Linked DNA regions of Homo sapiens: region 2 is linked to region 1. A link is an interaction called in ENCODE POLR2A ChIA-PET data of the cell type or tissue named here. Cell type or tissue: Panc1. All regions are shown on one strand. Each heading gives the region's core, and the rest is flanking DNA. Links, peaks and the distances in the headings are about the cores only. Region 1 overlaps LDAH (lipid droplet associated hydrolase). Region 2 overlaps WDR35 (WD repeat domain 35).

What was found. Peaks named below come from ENCODE experiments on the same cell type or tissue, not always from the same donor. Only the 100,000 strongest peaks of a DNase experiment are listed, where the experiment ranks them.
Region 2: POLR2A ChIA-PET joins it to region 1 with 6 read pairs; 2 of 35 experiments call an interaction of 5 or more read pairs at or near these places.

The regions. Positions count from the first base shown.
Region 1 is chr2:20,742,079-20,747,471 of GRCh38, reverse strand. All of the region lies in intron 4 of LDAH (lipid droplet associated hydrolase), which reads left to right. Among named protein-coding and RNA genes, the nearest start is that of GDF7, 78 kb to the right of the region's middle. In Panc1, for the core only: no CTCF peak of the experiment used is centred there; no DNase peak of the experiment used is centred there.
Region 2 is chr2:19,942,309-19,947,701 of GRCh38, reverse strand. WDR35 (WD repeat domain 35) reads left to right here. Exons shown (of 27, transcript NM_020779.4): 15 at 1,132-1,241; 16 at 1,706-1,916. Among named protein-coding and RNA genes, the nearest start is that of TTC32, 43 kb to the right of the region's middle. In Panc1, for the core only: no CTCF peak of the experiment used is centred there; no DNase peak of the experiment used is centred there; H3K27ac peaks cover 442 bases.

The DNA.
Region 1 (5,393 bases), core at 96-5,095:
ACATTGCATGTTGGCTAAGACATGCCTTACAAATATTGCAGTCACATAAAAAGAGAAACTGTGTGCTATTTTTTTGTTTGTTTTCTGCTTGTACGGTGGAGAAGCACCCTGCCATAAATACATTGGGTGGGTTAAACTAATAAACAAATAGGCAGGGTGGCAGTGATAATGTTTTTTTGAAGATGTTGAAGTACTATTTGTCGCAGCTTCACTTAGTCATAACACATAGGCACCATTGCTGCTCTCCCAGAAAAATGGATGCATCTGTAATAAGCTATATAAACAGGTGAAGTCTTTCAAGGATTTTGAAGATTTACTGTTTTTTTAAAGCCTATTTAATGAAACAGGTTGTGCACAATCCACACCTAAGCACCATACTTCTTACCTTGTGGCCATACCTCAAATTGTTTCTTAGCTCCTTTTCTAAAAAATGATTACAACAATAATAATAAATTCAAGAAAAATAAGCATCAAAATACTTTCCTCTAACCCCTGCAAATGTATCCAGTATAAAAATTCCCAGTGTGCATATTTACCTTCCTGTACTGTTCAAGAAAACACGGTTGTGCTTCATTATCAAAAGTTCATTCTGGTAGATAACAGAAGAGAATGTGAAATATGCGAAAATGTTTTCTTAGGATAGAATGAATTGGCTAACATGGGAGTTCTTTTTTTAATGAGATAGTAACATAAGAAAATGTTTGGTCGTGTACACAGATTTGGAAACCTTCACCACACAGCTGTGTTATCAAATTAGGCATACTTCCTTGACTTAGGTGATTTTTTTTTTTACCAATATGAAGAATGAAAAATTTTTATTACTGTGATTTATCAAATTTGGACTGCAAATTTCATTGAAATTATCATTACAATATCTAGGAAAAGTGTCACCCAGCAGGTAATAATTGTTGTTCTCCAAAGGCAAGAGAGGAAAACCAGTCTCATCAACTAAGTATTAGTTGTGATAAGGTCTTTGGTCTTCTTATATTTTTACAAGGCAGTGACGCATTCAATGTACATATTAGAACTTCCTTATTGTTTTGGTCCATTCCCATTATTTCAGACTGCATTTTAATTCTCAATTTGTTATTGATATAGATCAATCAAATATAACCCTGTGGTTGCTTATATATTTTTAGAGTTTCCCTTACATGCAGTTTTGCTTAACATGGGTCACAGTAAAGGATCGTTTATAAAAGTAATGGATTGTTTCCTGTTTCTGCCAGCTGATTTGATCAATCTGAAGTTCCTTATGTACTATGGGTTACATAACCAGTCTGGAATCTGTGTGGTACATTCTTCTAGTTTGGTATTAACTGAATTAATCATTTATATTCTTTAAATCATTGAGGACATTTTAGTAAACACTTGAACTGCTCTCTTCTTCAAGTACTCTGCTCCAGCAATACTGTTCACCTGGCTCTTACTCAAACACACCACTTTAGCTTTCTATGGCCTCTGCACATGCTCTTCCCTCTCCCCACAAAATTTATTTTTCCAAGCATCTCTTAGCTCACCCCCTAACTGCCTTTGCACAAATGTCACCTTTCATCAAAGCCTTTCCTGAACACCCTATTTAAAACTATCCCACCACCCCTAGCAATTTCTAGTCCTCTTTTATTATTTTATCTGCCCCGTCATAGGACTTGTGACTTACTACCATCATACATATTTGATTCAATTATTATTTATTGCTTAAATTGTTATGATCATTTATTATAAATCATGTATTACAGCTAATTAACATACATATGCTCAGTCATTTACTTGATTAGTTATTAGCCTCAATTATATCTTATTTTTTAATATATATTTTTATTTGACAAATAGAAAGTATATAGATTGGTACAATATGATGTTTGGAAATAAGCATATATTGTGGAATGACTAAATCAAGCTAAGTAACTTATGCAGTACCTTACATGCTTATCTTTTGTTGTGATAAGAACACTTGAAATCTATTCTACTGTCTTAGAAATTTAAAAATGGGCAAAGGACTTGAATAGACATTTCTTCAAAAAAAATGCAAATGACCAACAGGTATATGAAAAGGTGCTCAACATCACTAATTATCAGAGAAATGCAAATCAAAACCACAATGATATATCACCTAACACCTGTTAAGATGTCTATTAGAAAAACAAAATGTAACAAGTGTTGATAAGGATATGGAGAAATAGAAATCTTTGTGTGCCTTGTACACTGTTGCAAGAGCATTAGTAGAACTACTTTGGAAAACTCTTTGTAATTATCTACTAAAGATGAATATATGCCTACTATATGACCCAGTGTTTCTACTTTGAAGTGATACAGCCAACAGAAGTACATGCATACATGCACCAAAAGACATATACAGAAATATTATTAGGACTTCTGGTTTCCAGTTCCACATGTAGGGAGCTTAGAAGTTGCCACTCCAACCCTAACAAGTAAAAAGCTAAGCAAACTGAGAAATCAATTCTTATCGGACCCAGGATAGGGGAGGACACAGGGAAAACCACTGTCCCCAAAAGACTAGAGAGACAGACTGGCAAATACCGAGAGCCACAAGTTACTAGAGCATGCAGTCACAAACAGAAACCCCCACAGGAAGCAGTGCCATGGTAGAAAAACCTGAGCTGTAATTGATGAATTATAGGAGGTTCAGTATGAACAACTCTGAAAGTTTTAAACTCCAGGAGGACCCACTCATGGGGAAACACCACAATTTTGTTAGACTTACCTACATGAGCTCAATTAGATTCTCCAAGTAAATATTGCAGAAAAATCCCTATGTGCTTCTGGCAGGGGGAAGGTGAAATGAACCATTTTGAAATATGCCAGAGCACTGTGCTCTTCTTAACAAGGTCTGCCCCCAGGAGAAATTAGTTAGCTAAATCCTAACCTGCTGGGGTATTATTAGAGCCTGACCCAAGGGAAGGGAAATACCTAACTCTTGTCAGCTCTAACCTTCTGCATCAGAGAAGGGAAATACTAAACTCCAGACAACTCTAGCCATCCTGTCCTACCAAAGAGGGGAGAAGAATACTGAGGAAACACTTAGAAGTTTGTACACCAGAGGCATATGCTTACTAAAAGACTGAGACTTAATCATAGGATGATAGAATGTCTCCCCTCCCCTTTCCCCCACCTAACTGCTACATTGCTAAAAGCTGATTTATAAAAGTTCCTTTTACCTGGTACATCATGTCCAGCTACCAAGAAAAAATTACCAGGCATACCAAAAGGCAAAAAAAAAAAAAAAAAAATCTGAGGAGAATAGAGCAAGCTTCAGACCCAGACAGATAGGGATTCTGGAATTATCAGATGAGGAATTTAAATCCACTATGATTAATATACTAATGGCTATAACAGATAAAGAAGGCATCATTCAAGAATAGGTAGACAATGTAAGAAGAGAGATGGAAATCCTAAGGAAAAAGCAAAGAGAAATGCTAGAGAGTAAAAACACCGTAAAATAAAAATGGCTTTGATGGGCTTATCAGTAGATTGAACATGGCTGAAGAAAGAGTCTCTGAGCCTGAGAATGTCTCAACATAAACCTCCAAAATTGGAAAGCAAAGAAAAAGACTGGGAAAAGAAAAAAAAAGAATAAGGACTGCAGGACAACTACAAAAGGTGAAACATATGCATAAGGGGAATACTAGATGGAAAAGAACGAGAGAAAGAAACAAGAAATATTTCAAACAATAATGACAGAGACATTTCTTAAATTAATGTCAGACATCAAACTTCAGATCCAGGAAACTCAGAAAGAAAATAATAGGGGTTTGAAACTCAGATCTCCATAAAGAAAAGAAGAGCATCAGAGAGGGAATAAACAAAGACTAAAATGTTCATTTTTCTTATTCTTAATTGATCTAACTGATAAGTTTGTTCAAAATAATAATAGCAACAGTGCTTTCGATTTTGTATGTTTATATGTTATATGTATGCTTACATATAAGTGAAATGAATGACAACAACACAAGGAGCAGGAGGGAAGACTTAGGATTATTTTGTTTTTGTATGATACACTACTTATAAAGTGGTATAGTGTTATTTAAAAGTGGACTTGGGGGTGCAGCGCACCAGCATGGCACATGTATACATATGTAACTAACCTGCACAATGTGCACATGTACCCTAAAACTTAAAGTATAATAAAAAAAAAAAAAAAAGTGGACTTGGACTAGTTGTAAATGGATATTGCAAAATCTAGGGCAACCACTAGAAGAATTTTTTTTTTTTAAGTATAACTGACATGCTAAGAAAGGAGAGAAAATGGAATCACATAAAATGCTCAATTAAAACCACAAAAGGCAGAAAATATGTGGAAGATGAAAATAGAAAATAATGACAAATGTGGTCTATATTAATTTAACTACCAGTAATCACTTTGAACATCAGTGGTCTAAGTGCACCAAATAGGCCTGGTGTGGTGGCTCACACCTGTAATCCCAGCACTTTGGCAGGCTGAGGCAGGAAGATCACTTGGGCCCAGGAGTTTGAGACCAGCCTGCACAACATAGGGAGACAGACCATCTCTACAAAAAATTTGAAAAATTAGCCAGGCGTGGTGGTGTGTGCCTGTAGCCCCAGCTACTCAGAAGGCTGAAGTGGGAGGATCTCCTTGAGCCTGGGAGGTCAAGGCTGCTGTGACAGAGTGAGACCCTGTCTCAAAAAAAAAAAAAAAAAAGGAAAAAGAAAAGAAAAAGAAAAGCACTAATTAAAAGATTGTTAGAGTGGATCAAAAAACAAGACTCAACTGTATGTTGTTTACAAGAACCCCACTTTAAATATAAAGACACATGTAAATGAAAAGTAAATGGATGGAGAAAAATATACCAAGCTAACACTAATCAAAAGAAAACAGGAGTAGCTATATTTCAGACAAGGCCGACTTTTCAAAGCAAAGAAAGTTATCCAGAATAAAAAAGGTAATTACGTAATGATAAAGAGGTCAGTCCTCCAAGAAGACATAACAGTCCTTTACATGCATGTGCCTAGCAGCAAAGCATCAAACTATGTGAGGCAAAAACTGATAGAACTACAAGCATAAATATATGCATCCACTATCATAGTTGGAGATTTCAACACCCCTTTATCAGAAATGGACAGATCCAGCAGGCAGTAAATGGGTAAAGACCTAGTTGAATTCAACAACACCATCAATCAACTTGATATAATTGACGTCTATAGACTACTTCATCCAACAAGAGCAGAATACACATTCTTCTCAAGATCACGTGGAACATTCACCAAGATAGACCACATTATGGTCCATAAAGCACACCTTAACAAATTTAGAATAGAAATTATATAATGCCTGCTCTCAGACCACAGTGGAATTTTACTAGAAACCAATAAAGGAAAGATAACTGGAAAGTCCCAAAATACATGGAGATTAAACA
Region 2 (5,393 bases), core at 152-5,151, 800 kb after region 1:
TCCTTTGTGTAGCCCGATATTTTATGTTGGAGAAAGTGCTTTGGCTCAGCCACTTTCATAAGACTTAGAATGACGAGGTAACATGTTTGCCAGCCAGTAAAATAGAGAAGCCTATGGCAAATTTCAGCTGAATTTTTCAAATAGAATCAATGGCATAGTGTCTTTTCTTGAGCTCTGAGATTTGAAAATATTAATTTTAGAAATTAATGTTTACTTTTATACAGTAATGCTGCTGGGGTTATTGCATTTGAATTATGTAAACAAAACCTTAATAGTATATATTCTAGTTCTAGTTACATTCCTCAGCCATGAGCTAATTTTATGGGGGGAAAAATCTTAAGAGCATAGTATTTCTATAGTATTCCCTCCTTTCTGATAAGCCCTCATGAGACTCATGCTGCAAAAGCAGTGGTTCTCTGATTAAAAAGAAGAGAGTTAAAGATCAGCTGTGTGGAGGCTTCCACTTTGTCCCACTGCCATGGCCTGAGGCAGCCAAGGGTTTGAAACCCACAGTTCTCTCATGGCATTATACTTACTGTTGATATGTCAACCTTAAGATTTGCCCTGAGTTGTGTACAAAATTATATGCTGCTTTATTTTTTAAACTTATTTAAACTAATATTCATAGTATCCCTGCATTCAGATCATCTTTCCTTTTGCTAAAAACTAGTATCAGATAGATGACTATAGGATAAAAACCTAGACCTTCAGTAACAGCTATATCATATGATCTTCTGTTGATTTTTCATATACATATGTAATTTAACTCAACAAGTACTTTGCTTTAGCTTTTAATGTGCCCTGAATATTAACCTAGATAACAAATATAAATAACTTTAGATTTTTTTTCCTTGTGATGTAAGAATTTGTGTATTGCCAAAGTGCTAGGTTTCTGACTTCTTTCTTGAATATTACATGAAAAAAAATTAGAATACTTCAGCTGTTTGAAAAAGGTTTAATTAAATTAGTAGGTAAATATGTACTTAAGGACATGATTCATTATCAGAATTGAGAATTTGCTGTGACATCACTTTGGTTTTAAGACAAATGTATAGACATATAGAGAAATAGTTGTAGTTTAATATTATTATGATACACGTATGCTTAAGTAATCAAAAGTAATTTCCATAGGGTCGTGAATCTGGCACCATTCAGAGATACAGTCTACCTAATGTTGGTTTGATTCAAAAATATTCCCTTAATTGTCGAGCCTACCAGTTATCCTTGAATTGCAACTCTAGGTAAGCCTGAAAACTCTGCTCATGTAGATGTTAGACTTAGAAATGATCAGTTGGGATTGTTAGATTTATATGTAATAAATGTAAAGATGGGCGTGTCTATTATGAACTTGTCTTAAAATTCAGTATGGTTTTATTTTATACTGCATTTGGTTTAAATGTTTTTAATTGGGCGTGTGGAAGTACTAGTATAATTTTTTACTCTTAAAGCTTAAAAGCATTGAGACTATTTTATATTTCATACCAATTGGTTTTGTCTCTGGATACATTTTCCTCAGAAGAGAGCAAAATAGAGAGTAGTCCATATCTTGTATCAAATTTATTTAACAAAATTTTAAGCCATTTCTACTGTATTCCAGGTTTCTGATAATCTGATTTTGAAGAAGAATGGCTATAGGTAATTATTCTCATGATTGCTGATAGTAATTTTATAGTTTTTTCCTTTTCTCTAATTGCATTGTTTTTAGCCGTCTTGCTATCATAGACATCTCAGGAGTTCTGACTTTCTTTGACTTGGATGCTCGAGTAACGGACAGTACGGGACAGCAAGTAGTTGGAGAGTTGTTAAAATTGGAACGAAGAGATGTCTGGGATATGAAGTGGGCCAAAGATAATCCTGATTTGTTTGCAATGATGGAGAAGACAAGAATGTATGTTTTCAGAAACTTGGATCCTGAGGTAAAAACAAGAAATGAGTGTTAACAGTCTATAAATAATGAGCCAAATATAAAAACCTGGATGATTCCCCTTTGTTTCTTTAAGAAGTTTGTTGAATAGCAGTGCCAACACGGCTGCATGAATTTCTGAAAATAAATAGGAACATTTCTGTGGATTTTAAAAATATTTGGTCTTAGGTGAGAAAATACTTATCTATTAAATATTCTCTACTTTCTCTGAAAGGTACTTCCTAGGCATTTATTTATCTGTTCTTTTTAAAAGGTGGAGCCATGGTCACTAGTCTTTTTTTCCCTTGTCAAACTTAAGAAAACAAAATCAGTAGCCTTATTTACCAGAATTTCTGAAAAGAACCTAATAAAAAAATATAGTTTTCAAATTTCCTTGTCCATTCATTCTTTTCTGTCTCTTTATTCACTTAATTCTGTGCTTACTTTGTCTTATTTATATTTACATTTACCATATCGTTCACAAATCTGTGTTCTTTCTTAACCCAGATATTCTTACAAATATGCAAGTGCAGGCAGGGATTAATCTCTCTTTTGGGTATGAGGAAGTCCCCTTTGTTCTCATTTTTAAGGTTACATTTTGATTTTCTGCTTGTGGCTCACATCAGCTAATTTCTATGCTCTGGATTTTCCTGTCACTTAGTCTACTCTGGCCAACTCTCAGCTGTTGTATTTAGGAAATACAAAATAATCCGAGTGGTAACCTAATCAAAACATCATTAAGAAGATAAATCTTTTAAATGACTTTTGAATTAGTAATGGATTTTCAATTTGGAATTTTCTGTACTTCTGCTGCACTCTACTCTTGTAAATAATAAGGAATAAGTTAATAAATGCTTTATATCATTAATTTCCATTTGTTTGCATGTATAGCTTCCTTCTTGGGAAGAAATTGCATGCTTGGGCCCCTGAGCTGCCAAAGGGTTTCTGGAGTAATTTATTTAGTGGTAAACTGTTTGCCCCTTTAATATCCTAAATTATTTTCACATTTCCCCATTTGAGCCCTACTCAGGAATTTTGGATGTAAAATGCCCTGATGTAAAGTGCTCTCAAAGGCTCTGTTAAAGCTTTTGCAAGTCTTAGGATCTTTGTGATTCTTCGACCCTGAGAAATAGTTCAAAGGAAAGGCATTCAGATTCAGGGCTGCTGCATTTGACCTGTAAGCATGGGCTTCTTTCAAGGGTCCAAGGGAAATTTAATCCTTGCCACAAAACAATTGTGGGAATTTGACAGGTAATCCACAGGATAACCTTGAGGATGGGAGTAGAATACTTTTTGAATGTTAGAGTCTTTTTCTATCCTTAGCCCTGCTCATACTAAATCACAAATCATATGCCTGGAGAAGGGAGAATGTTTGTTGTATCTGGCTGCTCATAATGTGTCTATAGCACACATGGTCAGTCTGGTACCAAGTGAAATCTTTGCCTGGTGGAAAGAGTTTCTTAAGTAGTTTTAACAGAACAGCCTTTTAAAAACATACTGTTTTTTAATTTGAATTTGTTTTCTGGTTTGGCATGTAGTTCGATTTCTGTTAGATTTAGAGCTAGATGGATTTCTTAAAACCTTCCCACTGTCTGGATTTCTTTATAAATGATGCTGTTCTGTTCTTTTCATTCACAAGGACACTGGCTTACTGTGGTCGCAGCTGGTTTAGCTACTCTGCTCATTTGCTTTTCTAGCTGCTTATTGATCATGTAAGAACATGATCTCTTCAAAGCAGGGAAGATCTGTTTTACATACTATTATATTTAATAGTATGTTCCTTAAGGACATAATATTCTATATTATTATTTAGGAGATAAGTTATTGTTTGACAGCTAATAACAATATATTTTTATCCATTTGAGTGTTGTTAAGAATTCTAGATTCATACCTTTATCTAAGCTGTAAATCTTCAGATTATTTGAGAGAAAAAGATGCCATCTGTGTGCAAAGTTTTAATTCACTGATAAAGCACATTTTCTTTGAGAATTAGGAGATGAATATTTAATGTTGATATTCCCTGCTTGATCATTTTCATCTCCAGTGACCCTCTGAAGGTACTGATTGCGCTGTTTTGTTCTTTTTCTTGGCTCTTCCTTCTCATTGGCACTACAATTTCATTTCATGTTTCTTTCATATCTCATAATTTCATCAATCAGACTCATTTTTGTACATTTGCTTCTTTTTCAAACAAGGGGCTCCCAAACTTTTGAATATATGCTCTTATATATACATATTTATTTAGAAATTATTTACATGACCTACCATATTAATATATTATGAATCAAAATAGAAATTTTAAAAGAATGAGAAAAATAAATTATACTGGATGACATAACTTTATTTTTTTAAGTCATGCTAATTGCTATGGTTCATGCTAATGCTACATTAGCTAGTATATCAGCATAATGCACATTTTAGAGCAAGGTTTTGTTAACTTAGTTGATAAAAGTCTCATGTGTCAAATACTCTACTTGATAACTTTGACCTTTTAGCTGACTTTTGGTCAGACCTGATAGGATTGTCATTGTTTTCACGTTGTAATGTGACTGATACAAGAATCTGTGCTAGGAGTAAGAGAGGTGTCAGTTCTGCCTTTTCTTGTTTGCTTGTGCTTGCATTATTAATATTACTTTTAATTTACAAGTTCTTTGCAAGAAGCTTTTTAAGCCATTTGTCCAGTTTGTGAGAGTTAGCTAAAATTAGGTAATACAATCCCTCAATTCACTTAGTTAGGTATATGCAAACCTCAGTATATCACAATATGCTAAAATTGTAGGACAAATAAGGGTACTTCAGGACACTCATTATATGGCACATATTATGAGGCCTTCTGACTTGTGTGCTGGATAAGGGTGCCAATATTTTGTTTGGTGTAGTATAGATTATTAAAGCTTTGGTTACTTTTTTGATAAAAAGAATTATCTTGCATACTGGTTAGGTGAGACCCTGCTGGTCTGAAACTTCATATTTAAATGAAGTGTGTGGATAGATAGCTAATGAATTTTGGAAACTAAAGAAAATTGGTTAATTCCAGCAGAAGTTGAATTTTTAAAATCTGAATTACATAAATGTATTTACTTATGCATTAATAATCAGATTATTTTTCAAACTTTTATTTTTTGATCTCTCTTTCCATCTTTCTCCCTTTCTCTTTGGTAGTATTTTTTTTTTCATGGATCAACTTTTGTGAGTTTATCTTTTGATTATCTTGTTTTGTTGCACTGTCTTGCCAAAAATAAAAAAAAAATTTCTAATGATAAACATGTTTATACAAGGATCTAGGGCAGCTACTTTATAATATGCATATCCTATTCTTTATTTCAACAAGCCTGTATAACACTAAGATAAGAGACAGACATATAACAGTCTCATGCACTTACATATTGGCAAATAAATCTTCTTAAGAGTAGGAGATATATCAGGAATGCACTCTGGCTCATGTTACAGAGGAGAGACTGTTCAGTGTGGTATGGGATTTCTTTGATAG